3 separate regions of the Homo sapiens genome follow, and regions 2 and 3 are each linked to region 1. Evidence: read pairs that join two places in POLR2A ChIA-PET (ENCODE). Cell type or tissue: MCF 10A. All regions are shown on one strand. Each heading gives the region's core, and the rest is flanking DNA. Links, peaks and the distances in the headings are about the cores only.

Region 1 (7,989 bases), core at 1,702-6,701:
CTGCTGGGATTCAGTTTAGTTTAACAAATGTGAAGAGTGGAAGGGAGGAAGGGAAGAAGGAAAGAAAGGAGAAGGGCTAGGAAGAGAGATGTCAGTGGAATGGGCTGTTCTCCTATATTCAGGCCCGAGAGACACCTAGAGGCCACCTGAAAGCTAACCACAGCTCCGTAATGCCTGTGCCTGGAGCATATCACCTGAGCGGGTGGCAGAGCTCAATGTTTTCTACTGTGGGAGAGAAGCTCAATTATTAAAGACAGAAGGATTGGCAGAGCAGGGGCAATCCCATCCAAACACCCCTGCAGGGATAGGTGGAGCTCGGGGGAGTAAGGTCCTCCCTCTACTACTCTGCCTTCGTCTTCTGGGCCCCCGTTCCTGCCCTGTCGCCCCGTATAGATGGCGTAGCTGATTCAGTGAACTCGCCATGTGCCGGCCACCACTTGCAGTGTTTCACATGAGTTAACTTACTTAATTCTCTAAGCAATCCTGTAAGTTAGGAACTCCCTCATCCTTATTTTAGAGATGAGGAAACTCAGACACAAATTAAGTAATTTCTCTGGGAAATGTTGGAGGTGGGAATTCAAACTAGTTTGTTTCCAGAGTCTGTGCTTTTTTGCTGAACTCATTTGTGCTGGAGCACAAAGCCATTCCTGTTAGCTGCATTCCTTCCTGCAGGGACAAACTCCATCCTCATCCCGGGCAGTACTAACCCATTCTGCAGAGGAATAATGACACTGGCATAGTGGGGCTCACGCCCGGACATGGGTCTCCCCTAGACCCGGTTCTGGGCCCGGGTCTCGCCTCCCCTGCTTCACACTTCTTCAGAATTGAGCCTTATGGAATCTGGCTGTGGCAGATAAATCATTCCAAATCACAGAGACTTACAGCCTTTCTCAGAGTTGGAAATCACAATGGTTCCATGATAGGATACCATAAATCTTCAGCTAAATAGATTTGTGATTCTTCAAGGGACTCTGGTTCTGGCTGTTGACAGAAAATGCCTCATAAGGCCTATTTACCGCTGGCTTTGTCATCTGTCCCAGCAAAGAGACAAAACCCCAAATAGTGCCAACTTAAATTCCAAATTTTGAGTTTGCCATAAGCACTGAAATACAACAAAAACACAGTTTTTCATAGATATCAGTCATATGTAAATAGGAGAAGAAATCAAGCATGAAGTCTGTGTTAAATACAATCATAGTTCTTTTATTTAACAAATTAAAAAAGTAAAAGCTAGCTTTATATTCCTGTCATAGTCAGTTGAGTGATGGATTCATCTGATGGTGGCCTGGACCTCTAACTTTCCTTCACAAGCCTTAACTCCAGAAGAATTAACTCTGCTGTCAGTGACAAGATGAGAGTGACCACCATGACCAGCATCAGGGCCAATGGTGGTGGGTCAGGATGGTTGGGCCCAAAGGTTTCCAGGGTGGGGTCACGGTGTCCATGAAATCAACAGACAACCTATCTGATCTATAAACTGAAAAGCACTTGAGTTAACACTCCTGAATCTGAGTGAGCACACACTATGGAAAGTCCCTGAGAGAAGAGGTGGTTTGTTCCCCTTGAGCCCAGACCCTAGAGAAACTGCCACAAGAGCATACTCTATCTTCCTCCTACCATCCAAGAAATTACCTGAAGCCATTAACTAGGGTGGCCATGCACAGGGGAAAGGGAGAAACTCAGATTTTCAGGGATACATAGGCACAGGCTCTGGGCTGATACGAATCCAAACCAGATTGGAGATTGATGTGGGAGGTGAGATGGTCAGGGGAGAAATAGAATTTTGGCCGAAGTCTATTTCACAGTAGGCCAGTGGCTCTGGGAGCCCATCTTGTGGTTATTTTTCTAGCTCCTGAATGTAAAGTTGAGATAGAAATACTCGACAACTGCTCAAATCTCTACACTGATGTCCTTATCAATGTGGAGGGTGGGGCTAGGGTCCCTCTGGTAGAAATGGTCACATGGAAACCCCTGGAACTACCTTTCCCTATAAAACCAAAATCAACAAGCATATCTGGTGAATTTCAAAGATGGTGCACCATCAGAAACTTGCAAGATGCAGGGGAGGCGACTCTCGTGTCCTCTTCATGCAGAGGACAGGCGATTCTTGGAGAATGACAATAAATTGTCATACGTGTAATAATATATGACTACAACTGTAGCCATTCTTCAAGAGGTAGCTTTTTTGGTGGAGCAAATCAACACAGCCCTTGTCTCCTGGTATGCACCTTTTGTATTGGCTAACGCTTTCTCTACATTCAAATAAATAGAAAGCAGCAGGAGGGATGTGCTTTCATCAGACAGGAATGTGGTACTCCTTCATGGTCTCAGGAGCATTTAATTAGAAAACTAAAAAATACATTTTCAAGACTCCTTTGCAGCTAGGATTCTGGAGGTCAATTAGTGTCATTTAGATTCACTAGAGTGAAGATTGGCTAACTATGGCCCAGGGACCAAGTCTATTTTTGTAAACAGGTGCACAGAATACTCATTCATTTACTTATTACTTTGGCTGTTTCAACACTGTAATGGCAGAGTGGAGTGGCTGTGACAGAGAGTCTATGGCCCACAAAGCCACAAATCTGGACTCTCTGGCCCTTTCTAGTGCATGTTTGCTGGCCCCTGATGTGGAGCAAGAGGTGAGCCAGGGCTGAAGCTGGGCCTCCCTACAGCTTCTGTCTTTCACTGTGGGTTCAGGAGAGTCATGGATTTCTTCTAAGTTTTTCCAGTGTTTATCTTTGATTTCCTGAGTCTCAGGGACAGTCACATCTCGATGTTTTGGGTGTTAGTCCCTAGAGCTTCCAACCTAGACTGCCTGGCTCCAGTGTTGACCTCAGAGGCAATAATTCCCCCACTGGCCGGTTCTCATTGTTCTGAGGGTCATTTGAAGAGTCACAGCCTAAAACCTGCTTCTTCAATAATTTTTTTTTTTTTTTTTGGGATGGAGTCTTGCTCTGTCGCCCAGGCTGGAAATGCAGTGGCACGATCTTGGCTCACTGCAACCTCTGTCTCCTGGGTTCGAGTGATTCTCCTGCCTCGGCCTCCCGAGTAGCTGGGGCTACAGGTGTGCACCACCATGCCTAGCTAAGTTTTGTATTTTTAGTAGAGATGGGGTTTCATTGTGTTGGCCAGGAAGATCTCGATCTCTTGACCTCATGACCTGGCAGCCTCAGCCTCCCAAAGTGCTGGGATTACAGGTGTGAGCCACCGTGCCCAGCCTCTTCAATAATTTTTAAAACATTAAATTCCAAATATTAAACCTTCTTCAATCAAGTACCTAGAATTACTTTGGTTTCCTAGACTGAATCCTGGATATTACATTCCTCGAGCCTGTGTACCAGTGATTGGCATTTAAACACACAGAGTTCTTCATATATATCAATTGTTTGTAATATGTAATAAAAATGTATATGTTATATGTATAAATCGAGACAAAGACGGTGTTGAGGATATTATAAGATTTTAAAATTTAATAAATTAAATGGCAAAGACTAATGTTACTGCACAATCACAATATGTTAAATGGAAAATCCCCTACAGAGTGATTTGATTTGAAACATCATTAGGCCCCAGCTTTTCCTGACTCTGAGGCTCTGGCCCACTCAGGAGGTTCTGCCATGGCTGGAATGTCTGATTTCATAGGTACAGAAAGATTGCTGATAAGAGAGCTTCCTGATTTTTTGGTGTGGGTGCTGTGCTATCTCCAAGGTCTGTTGAAAAAGAGTGGAGGTGGCTGAGCAGCAGAGATGTTTGTTATGCAGCTCAGCTTCCTCATGAGGTCATCTCTGAGGGCAGGTGTGGTCTGCTTCATCAGGATATCTCAGGTCTGAAAGAAACCATTGGCTCCAACCAGAGAAGATCTGAGAGTGACAAACCTGAAGTCAATTATGACAAGATGACATCATGGCTTCTGTCTCAGGTAACAGCAGCCATGCACGTCATTATGATGATCTGACTTGGTTTTCTGAGTTTGCCCTGGGGCAGGGTGAGGGTTGGGCAAGGAGCCAGAATCCAGGCATGCTCCCTGGGCACCTTGCCATTATTCAGTTCCTAATGAAGCTTAGAAGCATTACCTCTCCCTGAATCAAAGCATGGGTTTCCACCTCCCTAGCCCCACCCTGAATCCTCCATGCTTCTCAGTTCATTGAGAAATAGGTGGAGAGCCCTCTGATGATTTCGGACTGACTCATTCAATTATTTTGCAAAAAAATGAGTTCAAATTCAAGAGTCTAGGTTTCTTTGAGTTTCTGTTTTCTTCTTCTTTCATTCTATTCTCCCATTTGACCTTTAACTTTTCTTCACAGCTTTAGGGGGAAAATGAGCAAATTCCTCAAAGGTTTCCACTAGAGGAATAAAAAAGACTAATTCCTGGAAATAGAGATGACAGGTTGATCCCTATTCTTTTGGCACAGAATCTATATTTAATATGATATTGAGAACTTACTGTCTGTAAACATGATAGAACTACATTATGTGTTAACTTGGAAACAAAATCTGTGTTTACCATATTCCAGAAGAGAGATTTCTATTCTTGTCCAAGTGGGACACACTGGGCTCCTGACCAGATGTGGTTTTCTAGAAAGACGAAAAAATGGGAGTAAGACTTCCAAACGGTTTTCATGGTGGGCCCGCGATTTATACACGATGATGGCAACATGGTGGTTCTCTCCTCTGGGATTTATTTGACATTACACACAATTAGAGCTATGAAACAAAAACCTTTCCCTAACAAACAGAAAATGGGACCCCAGGAAGCTGAAAAATAATGGAGGGAGCCAAAGATGGGTAGTAGAAAAAGCTGTATCTTATAAAAACTAATCTGGCCATGGGGCTGTTCACAAACAATTCGTTATCATTTCTCTTGTGGTCTCTCTGAGGGCTTTCTGGCTGTTTGAATGCTGTATTTTCATAAGATAGTTTCAAACAAAAGGCCAGAAGGACAGTGGGAGCAGAATAAAAATTAAACATGTTGACTTTGTTTGGTGCCCTGTAGGTAAAATGTCACATCTTGTCCTCAGCTCCTGAAGATGTAATTACCCGGCTCATTTCCCAGAGCTGCTGTGCAATTCGTATTGCTTCCAGGTAACAGATTATGCAAACTCATGATTGCAAACAGGAACCGAGCTGTTTTGAGGATGAAGTTTTGTTAGTTCAGGGTATCTGCAAATGCAGTTGTTTGGCTTCTCTATCATACTCTGGCACTGATGGTAATTGTGCCGTGTAGAAAATGCAGAATTGTTACGAGCGTCACACGCCTAGGCTTGTTGGCAGACGTGGGCCCAGGCTGGCTGGACGTGTTTCAGCCCTGTGTTTCTGCCGCTCAGGGAAGACAGCTAGGAACTTGATGCACTATTCACAAAGGTTTATCACAGGCCTACTGTGTGTTGAGTGAGCTCCAAAGGCTAACATTTCCTACTGGCTTCGGGTAGGATGCGCAGTGTGGCTGTTGGTCTCTCGGGTGGCCTGCCCGGGCTATACTATTCCACTGGGCACTGCAGGCAGAAGCATGTTTTACTTTTGTGGTTAGAATACCTCAAGTTTTCTATGAAACTCCAGGCACCAAGTTTCAGTACCCAAGGAAAAGTAGGGTGCCACACAGTGGCATGGACTGAAGTGGCCAGTGTTTTCCCATCCCATCATGGGATGGGAAGCAATTGGCTTCGTTGCTCCTGGCATCAGTCCCTCCAGTAACATAAGCTATTCACATTACAAGCAAGCAACTGGACAATGACACACATCTCTTCTCATTTTATTGCATTTGCTTTTGTTCTGCATGCACCCACACACACGCACTCATACACACACACATTCACACACACACACATATGCACATACATACTCTCTTTTCCCCCAGGCCTCTGAGTCCAAAGCAAGAGTTACTGACTAAACAAACTGGCTTTTCTTTCATTCTTTCTACATGATATGAAAGCAAATGAGATTATTTCTGAAACACACCAAAACTAAATTGCCAAGTGAGAGTTTTGCATAAAGTCCACATGTGAGGCAATATACATAATGTTACTTTTAAAGAAATTCCCGAAACTCTTTTCTTCCAAGATAAACAGTGTGTGTTTATCACAGATTCTAGGGGATTTCGATTCACTATGATATTCCAGAAGTATTCAGCTTTGCTCTTGCTTTAGTTCTATGCATCCCCTTACAAAGTTCTGTTTTGTTTTGTTTCTTTCTAAGTTTACCTATATCATCTTTTTCATCTTTCTACCCGTTGTTTTACCCAAAGCCCTTGCTTGGGGGCTAGAGCACGTTGTATTTGCAAAGATGGTCACACTAATATATACTCCATCCCATGACTCTTCCTACAGTGCAATGCTAGCCCCCACTGAGAGGTGTGAGGGAGTCTCACCCTCACACCTGGGGACACCCCTATTACTGCCTGGACCAATAGAATACAGGGAAAGTGATGCTGTGGGATTTCCAAGCTAGGCCGTAAAAGGCAATATGGCTTCTACCTGGCTTTCTTGGGTGCTTTTCCTTGGCTTCCAGCCACCTCATTGTGAGGAAGCCCAGCCTGCAGGGAGAGGTCATGTGTGGGTGTTCCAGCCAAAAACCGGAAGCCTGTGTGGACTGCCACACCCACCAGTTTGTTTGTTTTGTTTTTCATTTGGTGATTAGATTCTCCAGTTTATGTGCCTGCAGATGGTCCCTGCTACTGCTTCGAGTGGCTCAGCGGAGACTCCAGACGCCATGAGGCGGCGACAAGCCACCCTGCCTGAATTCCTGACCCACAGGAACTATGACAGGTGATAAAAAGTCATTATTTTAAGCTGCTAAATGTGAGGGGAATTTGTTAGGCTGCCATAGATAACCGATACAGGACCTCTTGTATCCCAGCCGAGTGGTTTAGCTGCCACGTACAGTAACCTCAGGAATCACCGAGTGGAGGTTCCTCAGCTCTATTTCCAATTTCCTCCTTTAAAAATGTGTCTTTTACGGTCCCCTTTACTAGCCAGTTATGAAATTGCTGGACAATACAACAGATCTAGATATGTGACATACATTTGTATGACTATATGTTCATATATAACATATATATTATTCATATACCTAACAGTAATATAGAGAAGCAAAAGGAAAATAATTCTTCATAAAATAACATGAAATTCAATATATGGTCATTTCTTCTGCAATGTGTTCCTAAAATCACTTGCTATGGAATTTTGCATAATAAAAATAACAGAGCTTGTGGGGAAATGAGGTTAGTGACAGAATACCCAACACCTATACAGTAAGTTTTTCATGACGTTCATAGGCTCTTGGAAACAGTGACTGTAAGCAAAACTGCATAGAAAGAAACCAATTTCCCTATAGGCTAATTGATATCCACAAGAGTTAAGTTCCTGTAGCATATTTCTGATAGCAAAAACATCACCAAACTTCTAAATGAAGACCCAAACACTTGTAATATTAAACATTAAAACAATAAAATAAATGTAATATTAAACATTAAAATAAAAGCTATAACACATTTAAGACAAATTAATAAAAACAAGTAAGAGAATTGTTTACCTGCTTATTCCAGTTCAGGGTTGAGGGTGGCCGAAGCCTATCTCCAAAGCTTAGGGCGCAAGGCGGGAACCAGCCCTGAATAGGACACACTCCCATCGCAGGGCGCGTGCACACCACCTGCACTCACTCATACTGGGATGTGTAGACATGGCAGTTCACCTCATAGGCACACCTTTGGGATGTGGGAGGAAACAGGAGTAGCCAGAAAAAACCTACACAGACCTAGAGAGAATGTGCAAAGTTCACACAGATGGTGGCCCCACCAGGGGGAATTCATTTTTTTTTCTCTTCAACATTATAACAAAATGACTTTGAAATAAAATGATGTTATTCCAGGACCTGCTATATAATTTTGTAATTAATTCATTACAAAATAAATAATAAACTTTATTAAAATTCTGCCATAGTTTGAGACACCTTAAATTCTCAGTCAATAAATATATATGTATATATATATATGCA
Region 2 (7,989 bases), core at 1,095-6,094, 180 kb before region 1:
GAAAGATAAAAATACAAAAAGAAAAAAGTAAAAAACACCCATAGTGCCCACCAGTTAACAATGTTTAACAGCACGCTTCACCTTGCCTTTCCTATTTTGAGCATGGCGGCAAAACAGAAAGATTCTGGTCATGGACTTTGGACACAAGTTGCCTGACTTCAGAATTCAACTTAGGTTGGTCGCTTGCCTCAGTTTCCTGATCTGTGAATTGGAGATAACAGTGGTAACCCAGTTGAGGATTAAGTGCATGACTACAGTATCTGAAAGGTGCCGTGTCTGGCCCTGATAGGACACAGTACTGCTATCCTCACTACCATGACGACTCCTGACTTCTTCCTGTACTTACAAAAGACACATGCACACACACACATGCATAGACACAAACAGGAACACACGCACCATGCACCCACATTCCAACAAGTCAATGCTTGTGCTCATTTGCACACACACACAAACATGTACATACCTGTGAACACACACATACTTTTTTCCACAAACAATAACGTACTTACTCTACGTAGAGGTCTGCAGCTGCACACACATCACAACATGTCATGGATATTTCTTCCAGTCAGCAACCATACACTTTCCAGCAAGGGTGCCATTCTTATTAGCTGTTCCTCCCTGGATGGTTGGGGTTGTCCTGAGCCTTCACTGTGACCCAGACTTACCGCTGCAGGGCTTGCTGTGTGTTGGGGATGCAGAGTTTTAACTTTCTCAGATACTGTCAAATCGCTGTCCCAAATCCACGCCACTTTGCACACCTCCTGGAGGGCCTCTCTCTACGTCCTGGTCAGGAGTGCACGTGGATGCTGGACTCTACCAATCGGATCATTGAGAAATGCTCTCTCATTAATTTGGATTTCTGTAATTATTATTTATGCAAAGACTTCTAATACATCTTGCGCAGCCTGTAAGCACCATCGTGAACAATGTCAATCTATTCTTGGCCTGCACAGTTTGTTTTATAGCTTTGCTACAAACAAAAACTGTACAGACAACCCACAGCTCACTCAGACCAGTAATGTGCCAAATTAGCTCATGAGGCGAAGAGGAGTTCTAAACGTGGAACACTGTTTCCAGTTGCAATATGTTGGAAATGCCCATCCTCATCCTACCAAGCAAATAATTCAGCATCTAGTCATTCATTCAAAAATTGTTTCCTGAGCACCTGTCTGTGTCAGGCTTATACTGATTATAGGCTTTTGAGTGGCATCAGTAAACACAAATTTTTAAAAATCCCTGTCCTTGTGGAATTTATGGTCTATCCCAAATCTTATCTGAATGTGGGCACCTGAGATGAGGACCCCACAGCATATGGTGGCCGCTGCGTGTGGGAGTCCATAATGGCTATGGACCCACTTGGTGTCCCACTGCAGCTGTGACCAAGGCCACTCAGGGTGGGTGGGCAGACAGTGCCCCTAGGACCATGGGACAGGATCAGCAGAGAGTGTCTCATGGCCCTAGAGCAGTTCCTTACACAGATGGGAAAAAGGAAGCCCAAGGGTGCCTGCCTGCCCACGGCTCCTGGGAAGCCCACCTTCCTGCCTTCCTCCACGGGAAGGTCTGAGGAGCCCTGTCAGGCCCCCACTGTTCCCCGGCACCCATGCACTGAGGTCCCGCTCTGGGGCTGGTCTCCAGGCCGGTCCCTGCTGAGCCCGGGCTGGGGCAGAGCAGCGAGCAGAGGTGCAGGAAGGGCCCAGGCAGTGGGACCCACTCTGTGCCGGCTGGTGTCTGCCTCTTACTCAAGTTAATGGGACTGGCCCTTGGTTCCCAGTTCCTATTTGAAATATACCAGGAAAGGACTGTGATGCCTTGTCCTTGGCCGAGACTCTTGCCTCTGGACCAAGCAGCCGGCCAAGGGGGGTGGCAGCAGTCACTGGGCCAGCGTGTTTGGGGGGGCTCAGCCTGGACAGGTCACCAGTGGGGTCGCTGAATAGCGTGGCTGAGGGAGGAAAGCATTCCCCAAGTCCTCAGGGGCTTTTCCCTGAAATGGAACCAAGCCATGGATGTCCACAGCACCAGCATGCAGTGGCCATTTGCAGGCCTGTGGCGAGGGCTGACTGAGTGATGGAGCCACTCACAGTGGCACCCCAGCCTCATGGAGCTGGCACCAGGCCTGTGCAGCTAGGGAGTTTCAGACACAGGCCCAACACGGGTGCAGGGCTGTCCTGGAGAGAGGGCTGCTCATTCGGACAGCCAGGCGCACTTCCCCAGGGTGCTGATGGGTGATGTTTGAGTAACAAGTGACCACTGACTCGGTGGCTTAGAACAGCACAGCTTTGTTCTCTTACTGTTCTGGATGCTAGAAGTCTAAAACCAATCTGACTGGGTTAAAGTCAAAGGTGGGCAGGGCTGGTTCTTTCTGGAGGCTCTAGGGGAGAATCCATTTCTTTGCTGTCTTTCTGCTTCTGGGGGCCACCTGCATTCCTTGGCTCTTGTCTCCTTCCTCTGTCTTCAAAGCGCATCGCTGCAGTCTGTGTTCATCAGTGAGTCACCTCCTGCTCTCTTCTGCTCGGACTGTCTCAGGAGGACCCTTGTGACTACATTGCCCTCCTCCCCCAAATAATTCTGGTCTTCATCACATCTGCAGAGTCCTGTTTGCCATGTAAGGTCACACCCACGGGTTCTGGGGATTAGGATATGAACATATTTGGGGGCCGCTGTCATCCTGGTACGTGGAGAGACACAGAATGTTTCTCTGGGCAGGGGTGTAAAAGATAGGATTTGCAGGCAGAGAGAGCAGTGCCCAGCACCTGTGGCCCACTCTGGGCCAGTGAGTCAGCCCCGACCTGTTTCCAGCCTGGCCCGGCTCTGCACTGGGCAGGTCCGAGTGTGGCTACTCTCTCCAGGAAGTGTGGGTCCCTGTGGGGAATTGCAAACCCACCAGGTTGGCAGGAGCCAGGGACACAGGGCAGGCAGCAATGGTGGGATGGGAAGGCCGACCTTGTGCGTTGCAAGGGTGTCCCCACCTAACCGTGCAGAGCTTGGGCACACAGCATGGGGGTGCTGTGGGGCACTGGCGGCATAGAAGGTAAGGGAGGATGCCCTGATGGGATGCACATGATCTCGGTGGAAGTAGAATGAACAGACCGGGGCGAATGGAGCCGATGTTGGGATCGTAAGAGCCACCAGCCTAAGCCTGGATCCCTCGGAAACGTGTGTGTTGGCTCCTCAGCCAGCTGCGGGTTCAGCTCACGCCTTCCGGTCCTCTTTCTTGCCTGCTCATTGTATGGTCATCTGCAGGGAAGTCTTTCCCTTCTCGGCTCCATGAGGCCCACATCTGCACAAGTGCACCTCTTTGTCCACCCTGATGACTCCCTGCAGCCCCACAGCCCTCTCCTCTGAAGGCCTGTGACACCTCCAGGTGGCAGACAAAGGGGCTGGCTGCTCTGAGGCAGGGGAGGCGGGGTCTCCCCACTGCAGGTGAATACACTTGTTTCCAGATGGCACCAGGTGGTATGAGATGCCCGGGAACCACAGAGTGACCTCCTGTCCTCCACTCTGCGGCTTACTCCATGCTGTGCAACTTGACAAACCTCAGTAACTTTACCTACAAGATGTTGGTTTCAGGGCAACTCTGACACAACCCTACCTTGCTCTCCGTAGGCCTTGGGCTGTGCCCAACAATTCGTCTTCTGTCATAAATGAGGTATCCTCTGTCACAGATGAGGTCCCCTGGGACTGGCCCCTGGGAGCAGCAGGAACTCACCTGCCTCTCCTAAAATGTCCCCAGAGCGGGACTGAGCCCCAGACAGGAGTCCCAGCAAGGCCTGCTGGGGATGAGGGAGGCTCACGGGCAAGTCCTGGTGTCAGGCGGGGCATGTCCACACGTGGGGCCCCACCAACACAGGCCCACATAGGCAGGCTGCCTGTGCGCCTCTGCTCACTCCACACCCTGGACAGCCCAGCCATTTCCATCCTGGGGGTGTTTAGCCCACAGCTGAGAAGGATGGGGGGGTTCTGTGGGCAGGGCCAGGCAGCAGGGCTTGGCACTGTGGGCCGTGTGGGTGGTGTCCGAAGTTTCCAGCCACACCCCAGTGCTGCCCACACCCCTGCTGGCTGCTGAGTTCTGGCGCTGGGGCGTTGTCTCTCTGAGCTGTGCAATACCTGGGACCCCTCCTCTGTTTTCCTGTTCATCCAGACTTCTCATGGCCTGAGCTATGTTTCCCCTGGTTCCCAAATCCATCCAGCTCAGAGTTTCCCTTGCCAAACCACAGAAATAATACACAGCTTGTTTCCTGGCAAACACACCTTCCAGAGCCAGACTCAACTTGCCACAAGATGGGCTTATCATGAAATCAAATCTTAACACTGCCGTTCTCTGGGTTTTTGATCGTCCTCACAAAGGTGGGGAAACTGGAGTTGGCGTGTTTCAGAGCAATGGAAGCAGGCCACAGTCTGTTAACTCTGTAAAATAAAACCTTCTGGGAAACAGAAAATTTACCTGACCACCAGTGGGTGTGTGACCACAGGACTCTGGCTGGGGCTCCTGCCTGCTCACCGTAGAGATTGCAAGGGAACAAACAGTGCATCGTTTCCAGTTTGCATCTGTAGGTAACCACGTTTGAGTGAAGCTGGGAGCTGTCTCAGAAAAACGAAGCTTCTGAGCCAAGCGCGATGAATCCCTGTGCCCTCAGCAGGCCTGCCAGGCACAGCCACGGTGCCCGGCCAGCACCGCCACCACATTCACCGCTGCAAGGAGCTTCCTGGCTCTGCAGCAAGATCACACCCAGGCCTGTGGGCCGTGGCAGCCCTGTTTCCTCATTGCCGTCCCTGGGAGTCCTCTCTCCACCTTTTCATTGTCCCAGCAGGTCAGGCTACCCAGGGATGCCCTGGATTTTGGATCTCCTGGCACACTGACCGAAAACCCTTCTTTTTCCCTCAGAAAACACATTGGAAATGAGAGGGTATGAATCAGATAAGCTTAGGGACATCTCTGAAGTCATTAACATCTATTTTAAGCATCAACTGTGGGGTCTGAGACCCTAAGTATCATCTGTGGCTAATTGTCTGCAGCTTCCCCCAGAAATGACCGCCAAGCCACACTCCAGAGCTGCTGTCCTGGAACAGCCTGTAGGGAAGGAGCAATTTTTTGTAGTTTTTCCCCAATCTGTCTTGGGCCAGTGCTTTTGTAAAACACAGAGGACATGGATTACTGAAACACAGGCACACACTTTGATGCCACAGTCCTGTCAAATTGCCGTGAGAGTTCTGAACACGTACACTTCCTTGCACTCTGTTATCTCATCATGGGGCAGAAACCAGCAGCTCACAAGTGACCTGGTCCACGGACTCTACTGGGAGAGAGCTGGCAGCCCCATACCCTAGATTCTCTGTGTGTTCCTATTTCAGCCATAAACAACCTTCTTATTGTTCTTTTTGTTTGACAGACAGAGTCTCCCCTCTGTCGCCCAGGCTGGAGTGCAGTGATGGAATCTTGGCTCACTGCAACCTCCACCTCCCAGGTTCAAGCAATTCTCCTGCCTCAGCCTCCCAAGTACCTGGGATTACAGGTGTGCGCCACCACGCCTGGCTGATTTTTGTATTTTTGTAGAGACGGGGTTTCACTATGTTGGCCAGGCTGGTCTCGAACTCCTGACCTCAGGTGATCCATCTGCCTCGGCCTCCCAAAGTGCTGGGATTACAGGTGTGAGGCACCACACCCGGCTGTTATTATTATTATTTTTTTAAATAAACCACAGGTGCTGTCAAACTGCCAGCCAGAAAGTCCTTTGTCAGACCATGCAGCCTGATCTTCAGCCAGAACACTGTCATGGTGGCTCTTCTACAGCCCCTGTGAGCCAGCCTTTTAGGGGCTCCTGATGCAGTTCTTCTGTCCACCGCTCCGCAGTCTTGACTCTTGGGCGTCACGTGAGCTTGCCGATGTTCAGGTGGTCAGAGTCTTTCTTGGGCCTGACTTTTATACACCATGTAACATGCTGATTCCTAATCACTAAATATGTCCTAATCCAACTGTCACAGATATTCTGAGCAGGATGGCCACTTAGCTACAGGGTGGAAACAAAAATGAGGACGTCCGCCAACACAGAAACTGCAGTGCCTTCTTCAAAGATTTCACCTGGACATGCTTGTCAAATTCTGTACAACATGCCACCGAAAATGGCAGAAGCCCATTTTCCTTCTTGTATTTTTCTTTTCTTTTTTTGAGACAAAGCCTCAGTCTGTTGCCCATGCTGGAGTGCAGTGGTGCGATCTTGCCTCACTGCAGCCTCTGCCTCCTGGCTCACTGCAACCTCCACCTCCCGAATTCAAGCGATTCTTATGCCTCAGCCTCCCGAGTAGCTGGGATTACAGGCATGAGTCACCACACCTGGCTAATTTTTGTATTTTTAGTAGAGACAAGAGTTTCACCATGTTGGCCAGGCTGGTCTCAAACTCCCAACCTCAAGTGATCCTCCCGCTTTAGCCTCCCAAAGTGCTGGAATTGCAGGTGTGAGCCACATCACCAGGCTCTTCTTGAATTTTTCTACATCCTTCTTCACCTACAAATCCCTTCCCAACATACATGGTTTTCCCAGGGTCCTAGTTAATATATTTGAATATCTTCCAAACCGATAATTTGGTTTTCTGTGTTTCTTTGTCTAGATTTAGCTTTTCTTTCCTTTTAAAAATTAATTTATTACCAAATTTGGCAAGCTCTTAAAAATACATCGTGGAATGGAGTTTAACATTATTAAGTTGGGAGCTGATTTTGGTTCTCATTGGCTTAAATGAGCCATTTCTTCCACAATGGAGCCTGCATACACTTTGCAACTCTCATAAAAGTATTAATTTGTTAACTTTAGTGTTGTAAAAAAGTTCTTTTTAGTGGAGTGGAGGGGGTTAATGTTTTGTTATCTTTTGATGCGAGGTTATGCTGGTCCCATGAAACATGGATGTGTTCCCTCTTCCTCTATTTCCTGGAAGAGTCTGTGTACATTTGGTGCTATTATGTCTTTGAACGTTTGATGGAATTCACTTGTGAAACAATCTGGGCTGGTTTCCTTGGTGGGAAGGTTAATGATGACAAATTCAATTTCTTTCATGGATACAGGATTATTCATATTTTCCCTTTCATCTTGTGTAAATTTTGGTAGATCGTACTTCTCAGGAAATTTGTTCAGTTCATTAAGTTGCCAAATTGATTGCTATAAAGTTGTTCACAAAATCAGCTTATTATTCTTTTAATATCTGAAGTGGTAACCAGTGTTTCATTTCTGATATTTGTCATTTGTGCTCTATTAATAATTTTTTCTTATTAACTAGTTATGACTTTATTTTGTTGCTTTTAAAGAACTACGATTTAGCTTTGTAATCTTTTTCTTTTTTAAAAAAGATTTTTTTTTTCACTTTGTTTCTTTACAATCCCTTGTGTTGAGGGCGATTTTCAGTAGATCACAGCGAGGGAAGCTGTGTAATCTTTTTCTAACATTTGTTTTCTCTCTTGTTGACTTCTGCTCCTTCCGTCTTCTTTGGGTTTACTTTGCTCTTCTTTTTTTAGCTTTTTGAGGTGAACTGTTCCGTCTCTGAGGTCACATGTTTCCTCTTTTCTGACATAAGCCTTTAAAAGTGTAAATTTTCCTCCTCACACTGCTTTAACGCATCCCATACATTTTGATATATTTATTGTATTTTTACATATCTGTCAATTAGAAATATTTTTAAAATTCTTTGGGATTTTTTTTTGAAATGTGCATTGTTTAGAAGTGTGCAGGTTAATTTCCAAATATTGGGGTATTTCCTTGATCTGTTATTATTTCTAATTTAATTCTGCTGTAGTCAGTGAACCTACTTTGTGCTATTTCAAATATTTTTAAATTTTGGGGACTTGTATTATGGCCCAGCATATAGTTTGTCTTAGTGAACTTTCTATGTGTACTTGAAAAGAATGTGTAGTGATACAGAAATAGCAATTAGGTAAAGGTAACTGATGATAATGTTCACTTCCTCCAAATGTTTACTGATATTTTTGTAACTGATCAATAA
Region 3 (7,989 bases), core at 1,095-6,094, 80 kb after region 1:
GTCGCAGAGCCAAGGAAATATGCTCCCAACTTGCAAACTTTCAAAAGTTATAATCCAGCATTTAAAAAATTATTACTGATACATTTGATTCATGAAAAACTGACTGTTCCTGAGGAAGAAACTCAATTACCTCTTAGAAACTCTTAAAAAAAAATCATCCCTAGACAAAAGAAGAAAAACCAATTCAAAACTTCCACTTCCTCATTTCTTTGCGGCATCTCAAGTGCCCTTAAGGAAAACACACACACACACACACACACACACACACACACACTGAGACACACAGACCTATTTAAAAACAACAGGTATTTTCACATTGGTGCTCTGACCTATTTCTGGATTAGAAACTGGATTGCATGTCCACAAAGCCATCTCCCCACCTGGTGTTTGCTCTACACAGCGGTTGGGAAAGTACAGCCTCAGGGTCTAACAGAAAATGCATCTCTTCTTCTTTTTTATGATCGAATGCCATGAATTTACTAGTTTATAGCATCTACTTTTGCATTATATACGGAGGCCAAGATTGGAGCTTAGCCCAGTCTTTTCTGGAAATGGTTCTTTTGAAATCAGCAAGTCCGCTTAAATAAAAGAAATATTCCTCTGCCTTCCCTGGTGACTTGCATCCTCATTTTCATTCTTTTTCAAGACTTTGTCAAGAAGTCAGTAATAGGAGGTCTGTTCCCATTAAAGAGTGTGGTAGTGTGTAAGTCCCTGTGAGTCTATCTGCCATGAGGACCCTTCCATATGTAGAAACATGACAAAATAAATATTTAGGAAGGAATTTCAAAGAAGTTCAAATCTAGATATCCTCATCAGGGATAATACAGGAGCTTGAAATACATGTGCAGATCACCTGGTTCATTAACTGTTGAGACATGGGCTGTGAGGATCCAGGATCGCTCAGCCCAGCAATCACAGAGAAGGCCCACTGTGTGGTGAGGCTGCAGAGGGAACACCAAGGGTCCAAGCGGGCACCTCTAGGGTTGCAGGGCATCTCTGCCTCAATTATTGCCTTTCCACTGTGGATTTACACACTGTATTTCCACAAATAAAATTTTATTTTACAACATTTATCTATGCTAAAAAGAGTTGAAAACCACTGATCTATTTGAGGCCTTTATTTCACTTGAGCAGGGAGAAACATGACTGGTCAGGGATTCTCAAAGAGGAAGATAATCAGATAGATGAGAGCTGTCAAACATGTCAGCAAAATGAATGCTACGAAACAGTGGCATTCAACTTCAACAAACGGAACTCTCCCTGCTCAAGGAAACAGCTAAACACAGCAGTTTAAAGTTTTAAAGGTGATCATATTTAACATGTTTGAGAAGATTAGAGAATGTAAACTATCCTTGAAACAAGAAGAGGCTGTTACAAAAAAGAACTATAAAACTTTGAAATTTAAAAGATGATTGTTAATGAAACCTAGCAAAACAGACGTGATTGAAGAATAAATTAGTGAACTGAAAGACCAAGGGGTTCTTGTAGAATGTCATTCATGGGGACAAAGAAATCCAAGTAAGAGACAATTGACACGAGCGGGAGCTAGACGTTTCTTTATGTATTTACTAGGAGTTCCAGGAGGAGAGAACAGAGAGACTTGAGGGAGGAAAATAATTAAATAACTGATAGAAGAAAATTGATCAGAACTTTTCCAGTTCAAAAGCAGGGCCAGCTTCCTGGATATGTGGCCCTTGTGGTCACGTAAGGCTCTAAGCTCAGAAGGACTCTATGCTTGTCTGATTCTCATCTGTTGCCATCTTGAAATGCTTCATAATTTGATCTTTGAACTTGGGTTTTGTAAGTGAAGTCCGACGGAGCCACAAACCGTGTGCATGTGCAGAGACACAGGTGATATATGTGTCCCCGTTCCTTGCTGCTCCATTCACGCTCCCAAGGCCCATGCATACAGAATTCCAGTGGATTCCGGTGCAGTTCAGCGACACTGAAGGCGAGTAGAAGGTAATCGTGCTCTACCACAGAAGGAGGGGCATATGGAAGCCGTACAAAGCCACACACGATCTGTTGGAACCAGAACTTGTTTCAAATGCCTAAAGAAGGCAAAGGCCTTCTAAGAAACAGAACAATGAAGGCATCCTATCCCATCCCTTCTTACCTGGGCTACTTCCAGTATTCGACAACCACGAACTTTGAAAATGATGACATACGAGGAAAGATGAGGACAGGGCAACCCAGAGTTCCTGTCCTTCAGTGCTTTCTCCCTCATTAGTCAGCTGAAGATAAGAGGGTGCTGGCGCACGTGCATGTAGCAAGAAGTAAAATACAAACAGTTGAGCTACTTTTCAGCAGCATTGTCGCTGTTATGGTAGAAATGAAATACACATGCATGCTCGAGCCACATAACACAAACCATAATTTCAGTGATTCCTCATGTGAGTTAAACACTTTTGTATTTGCATTTAAAACTAGCATTGCACAAATGATAAAATTCATGCTAATACTTTAAAATTTTAACTTGGAATGACATTAAATAACATGAAAAATGCAGCACATCAAGAAAGAGACTCTGGAAGAGAGGAAAAAGCTGTATATTTTAGTATTGTTATGCCTTTTTCTTGCTTTTTGAACAGGACTTCCACATTTTAGTTTAGCACCAGGTTCTGCAGACCAGATAGCCAGTCCTATTTAAAAGGGCCCACCAACGCATGGCAGAATGCATTTTAAAAAGATTTATTTTGGAACTTCAAAGGTAAAGAGAAGTTTTTGAAGTTTCCAGAGAGAAAGAAGGGTTAATTTACAAGAAATGAAGTGCCTGCGGCCAGCAATGTGGAGCTGGGTCAAGAGCGCTGTGGCTCTTTGAGCATAGGGCACCGACTGTGGCTGGCCAGGGCTTGTGTGTGGCCCAGGGCTTCTGAGCAGGCTCATCCCTTCTGAGCAGGCTCATCCCATGTCTTGACCTGGTCTGGAAACCAAAGGAAGGTGCAGCGGACAGCAGCTGGGGGGCAGGGGTAGACTGGGCACACGAGGCTCATTGTGAAATCCCAGGGCGTCTCCTGGGAGCTTGTCTGCACAGAGCTGGCAGGGCCAGTGCTGGAGCCAAGCCAGGTTCCAGAAACGTGCCCAGACACAGCTTGGCAAGGTGGTGGGCTGCAGCATGTGAGGACAGGAGGAACACAGTGTCCCTGAGCTCTGCTGCTCCAGAGCTGGGCTCCGTGGAAGAACCAGGAGGCTGAAGAGGGTGAGTGCACCAGCACTGAGGTGCGCCATGGGCTGCTTTCGAGGCTCAGGTTTCCTGTGTCAGTGGATGGGCAGGGCCAGCTCTGTGTGCTGCGGGTTTGTGCGCTGAGACACAACACATGCAGACACACACAGACATACAGATACATGCAGACACACAGACTCATAAGACACACATGTACATACAGACACACAGATACATGCAGACACACAGACTCATAAGACACACAAGTACACACAGACACACAGATACCCAGATACACACAGATACACAGACTCATACAGACACACATGTACATATAAACAGACACACAGATACATACAGATACAAAGACTCATACAGATACACATGTACATACAGACACACAGACACACAGGTACATAGATACACAGACTCATACAGCCATACATGTACATACAGACACACAGACACACAGACACATGCAGACACACAGACTCATAAGATACACATGGGCATACAGACACATAGATACATACAGATACACAGACTCATACAGACACACATGTATGTAAGACACACAGACACACAGATACAGATACATGCAGACACAGACTCATAAGACACACATGTATATATAGACACACAGACACAGATACATGCAGACACACAGACTCATACAGACACACATGTACATACAGACACACAGATACACGCAGATACACATAGACATGGACATACACATGTACATACACACACAGACCCATAAAGGGACACTTAGACACACAGACACACATACAGACATACACGCAGACATACATGCAGACGTATATACGGACACACACACAGACACAAAATGGAAACTTTTTCCTTGGCTCTTCAAATACAGAAAAATCATCCAAACAATTCATTTTGGCCAAGCCAACTCATGCCGGCATTAGGAGTTGGGGGCCAATGCAGAGAGTGCAGCTCTGCCTGCTGTCCTTCTCCTTTACTGCCCTGGTAGAAGCGCTGATGAGCACGGCAGCCAAGGCTGTCCAGGAGGGGATGCATGGAGCACAATGCTTGGACACAGTCCAGCCAGCAAGGAGAGGCTGGCTGGGTCCCTCCCAGGGCACCCAGACTGTTCCAGGGCTGTGGGAGGCCCAAGAGAGGAACAGAGCGACCCGTTTCCCGAGAGCTTGGCAGCCTCAAAGTAGTGGGGACGTCATGTTCTGGGGCCCGAGGGAGAGGTCGTCAGCCATAGAAAGAGGGAAAACTATGTGGGGAAGGAGCCATGGGCTAAGGTTTCAGGCCCCAGGAAGGACTCGCTGGAACAGCACGGGCTGAGTGGGAGCCCATGCCAGGCCAACAGTGAGGCCTGGCATGGGAAAGTGCCTGTACAGCCGCCTTGTGAGGAGTCAAAGACGTGGAGGACATGCCGGGAGAAATGAGCACAAGCAGGTTTCCGTGCTGCCGAAATTCTGTGCATCCTGAAGATGCTTCATTCCAACGGAGGGAATGCAAGTCCACAGAGGTTTCCAGAAGTCACCAACCATGGAATGCTTTCTCTCTTCCACTGACAATACCCATGCAAGAACACGGCAGAGGCTGAAATGGTCTTGGGGCAGGGGAGAGACTCCGGCCTCGGAGGGTCTCACCCTACTGCACAGCACATTAAGCCCACCCTGCGAGGTCGACAGAGGGCTGAAGCTGAAAGCCCATTGTATGGGCAACAAAGGACGAGCACCCAGGCTGGGTTGCCTCCAGTCTCTTTCCTCAGTGTGGCTTCCTGGGCAGAAAGCACATGGCTGGGTTGATCCCTATGGCAGGCCCAGGCCAGGTGAGGCAAGTGAGTGTCCTTAAGCTACGCCCCAGTGTCCCCTTCTCTCACCTCAGCCCTGGCCCTGGCTGAGGAGAACAGGTGGTCCTCAGCCATCTGGGGGTGATGGCAAGCCTGGAGCGGGTTCCGTGCAGATCACATAAGAACAAGGCTGAAGTACTAGGGACACTCACACAGCCCCGGCTTCCCAGGATGGACCTGGGGGTGGCAAACGGCTCTCCATCCACAGGGACCCCTGGGCTGGGCCATGTAACTGTAGGGCATTGCCAGAATCAGGGTCACCATGGGCTGGGCACTCAGAGGCTGTTCCAGGTGGGAGTCCACACTCCAGGCCCAGGGCAGTGCCTGCCCTCCGTGGTAGAAAGAGCTCATGCCTTTCTAGCACAACTCCTGAAGGGTAAATAGCTACAAGTGAAGGGGCACCCTATGCAGGGAGGACAGTCATCAACTGTCATCAACACTGACTTTTTGTTTGTTTGTTTGTTTTTGAGATGGAGTCTCGCTCTGTTGCTTTGTCACCCAGGCTGGAGTGCAATGGCACAATCTTGGCTGACTGCAACCTCTGCCTCTTGGGTTCAAGCGATTCTCCTGCCTCAGCCTCCTGAATAGCTGGGATTACAGGTGCATGCCACAGATGGCTGTGACATGGCTGGTTTCATACCCCCACAGTGAACTACGCACATGCGGTAACTGTGGCTCAGGTGGTACGGAAGGCACAGTAGGAGGCTCAGGTCATCTGGCCACTAAGTCCTACCCTCACATATCTGGGTGCTTTGGTTATACAGAACCCATGTCCTGAAGAATCCATATCGGGCTTCTGTCTAGGAAGATTTCACACCCTGCGCATTGCAAAAGGCCATGGAAAAATGGTGGCTGCTAAGAGTTATTACTTATAGAGGCAAAGTGATGTGCAAATATTATAGAAGGTCAGTATTATTATTATCATCATCAATATCTTGTGCAGAAGAGGAAACCAAAGCTCAGAGAGGTTGAGCAACTTGCTCAGTTTCACACAGACAGTAAAAAAGCATTTTTAAAAGATCCTCAAATTGAGGTGCTCTGGAATCCATGGACATAGTCCACCTTCCTGGAGCATCTGAAAATCCACTGGGTATAATATGGAGACCATGAAGGTTTGCTGTGCCTCCCTCCCCAGCCTATCCTACTCTCCTTTGACAACCGTGGCCCGAACTTCAGCTCCAGCGTCTCCAGTGATGTCTACATCATGACAAAACTGAAAGTTAAAGGTAAAAGCAGTAATTATCTGCAAAACAGCTAATTTTTGTTTCGCTGAATTTGTTTAATTTTGCAGCTGTTCTGGGGATCTCATGATTCATAAGGAGCCCTACAGATCTAGAAGGTTGTGTGTCTTCTGCTCTAGAATCAGAACCAATAGGACATATATAGATATGTGAGACATTATAGGAATTGGCTCATATGTTTATGGAGGTGGAGAAGTCCCATGATCTGCCATCTGCAGGTTGGAGACCCAGGAAGGCTGGTGGTGTAACTCAGTCTTAGTCCAAAGGCCTGATAACCGGACGAGCTGATGGTGTGAGTCCCAGTTAGAATCCAAAGGCTCTAGAACCAGAAGCACCAGTGTCCGAGGGCAGAAGATGGATATATCAGCTCAAGCAGAGAGAGCGGATTTGCCCTTCTTCTGCCCTTTGGCTCTATCCAGGCCCTCAGCAGATTGGATGGTGCCTACCCACATTGGTGAGAGTGGATCTTCTTAGTCTACTGATGGAAATGCTCATCTCTTCACAAAATGCCCTAACAGACACACACAGAAACAACGTTTTACCAGCTATCTGGGCATTCCTTAGCCCAGGCAAGTTGACACATAAAATTAACCATCATAAGTCCACTTCTTGTCAACTTAACACCAAAAGGCATCTTCTTAAACTATGCTAATCTTCAAATAAAGACAATACCAATGTCATGCTATCTGCCTATCTTGCATACAACCCAAAACTCACTAATCCCTTCCCCACAAGAGAAGGCAAGGGCCTTCGGTGATGTTTACTCTTCTCCTTGATATCTCATAATTTAAATACTATAATGTAAGATTGACAATACTTAAGTATTCATATAAAGTCAATGTATTGTGTGTTACAGGATAAGGGAATAAGAGAGGAAAGAAAAAAAGATATTTGCTTACTTTGCATACACACAAATGTATTCTTAACAAAACAGGGAGAAAGTACTCATAACAGTTACAGTCCTGGTTTCTGTAACTGGTCACATGGCCACAGTAAGTATCTATAACCACTTTATTCCACCGACGCATTCTGTATTCCCTTTGCCTTCAGCAAGCCCCTCAGGTGGTTATGAGTTTTTACCTGGTGCAGTGACCCAAACCTTCATTCCTGAATTTTCCATTGAGCTTAATCACAAGGCATAGTAATACTAAGAGACGCCCTAAGGAATTTCCTATGTTCTAGACATACTCTTCCTTACTTCCATTGTGGAGCAGCAATCCAATTTCCCTTTGATAGTCAAGATCAATCACCCCAGCCAGCAATATCATTCTCTTCTTGGCCTGTTGACTCAGAGACACGAAGAGCCCACAATGGCTGGATGACAGTCTTCATTTCCAGTTGGAAGTTGTGGAAGTTGTAGAAATTATGGAATCATTGTTGCATCTCCTGGTGGAAGCATTCTTCCCTCTGGAGCTAAGACATTTAGGCTAGCAGGGCATAAAGTTGTGGGAACAGGAAGCAAAAATGTTGCCAGTGGCTCACTAGGGGTGATGGTGAGTGGTGTATCTCCCATTTCCACTGCCTGATTCCCGGACCAGTGAGTCGTGGCTATGGGACAAACAACACCATCGATTGGAGGCTGATTCAGAGTGTATAGTTTATGTCCCAGAGTCATCTCCCTGGGCATGGATGGGAACTTCCCAGAAGAACTATGGGGAGCTGGTTATTTGACATATTGAGCAACATGTTTGGCTTCACAGTAATGTGCCCAGGTAAGTCCCTTACCTCTGTTTGGTGCTGTCCATAGG

Evidence for each region. Peaks named below come from ENCODE experiments on the same cell type or tissue, not always from the same donor. Only the 100,000 strongest peaks of a DNase experiment are listed, where the experiment ranks them.
Region 2: POLR2A ChIA-PET joins it to region 1 with 10 read pairs; 2 of 35 experiments call an interaction of 5 or more read pairs at or near these places.
Region 3: POLR2A ChIA-PET joins it to region 1 with 26 read pairs; 2 of 35 experiments call an interaction of 5 or more read pairs at or near these places.

What each region holds. Positions count from the first base shown.
Region 1 is chr9:90,997,356-91,005,344 of GRCh38, reverse strand. It overlaps LINC02957 (long intergenic non-protein coding RNA 2957), which reads right to left. Exons shown (of 4, transcript NR_184139.1): 2 at 7,528-7,699; 3 at 4,505-4,575; 4 at 3,444-3,826. Among named protein-coding and RNA genes, the nearest start is that of LINC02957, 4.3 kb to the right of the region's middle. RefSeq lists enhancers at 1,970-2,527, 3,776-4,975. In MCF 10A, for the core only: no CTCF peak of the experiment used is centred there; DNase peaks (open chromatin) are centred at 4,064, 5,154 and 6,514.
Region 2 is chr9:91,174,478-91,182,466 of GRCh38, reverse strand. All of the region lies in intron 2 of LINC00484 (long intergenic non-protein coding RNA 484), which reads right to left. Among named protein-coding and RNA genes, the nearest start is that of LINC02937, 15 kb to the right of the region's middle. In MCF 10A, for the core only: no CTCF peak of the experiment used is centred there; a DNase peak (open chromatin) is centred at 4,216.
Region 3 is chr9:90,916,412-90,924,400 of GRCh38, reverse strand. No RefSeq gene overlaps it. Among named protein-coding and RNA genes, the nearest start is that of LINC02957, 77 kb to the left of the region's middle. RefSeq lists an enhancer at 167-216 and a silencer at 2,905-3,067. In MCF 10A, for the core only: no CTCF peak of the experiment used is centred there; a DNase peak (open chromatin) is centred at 3,070.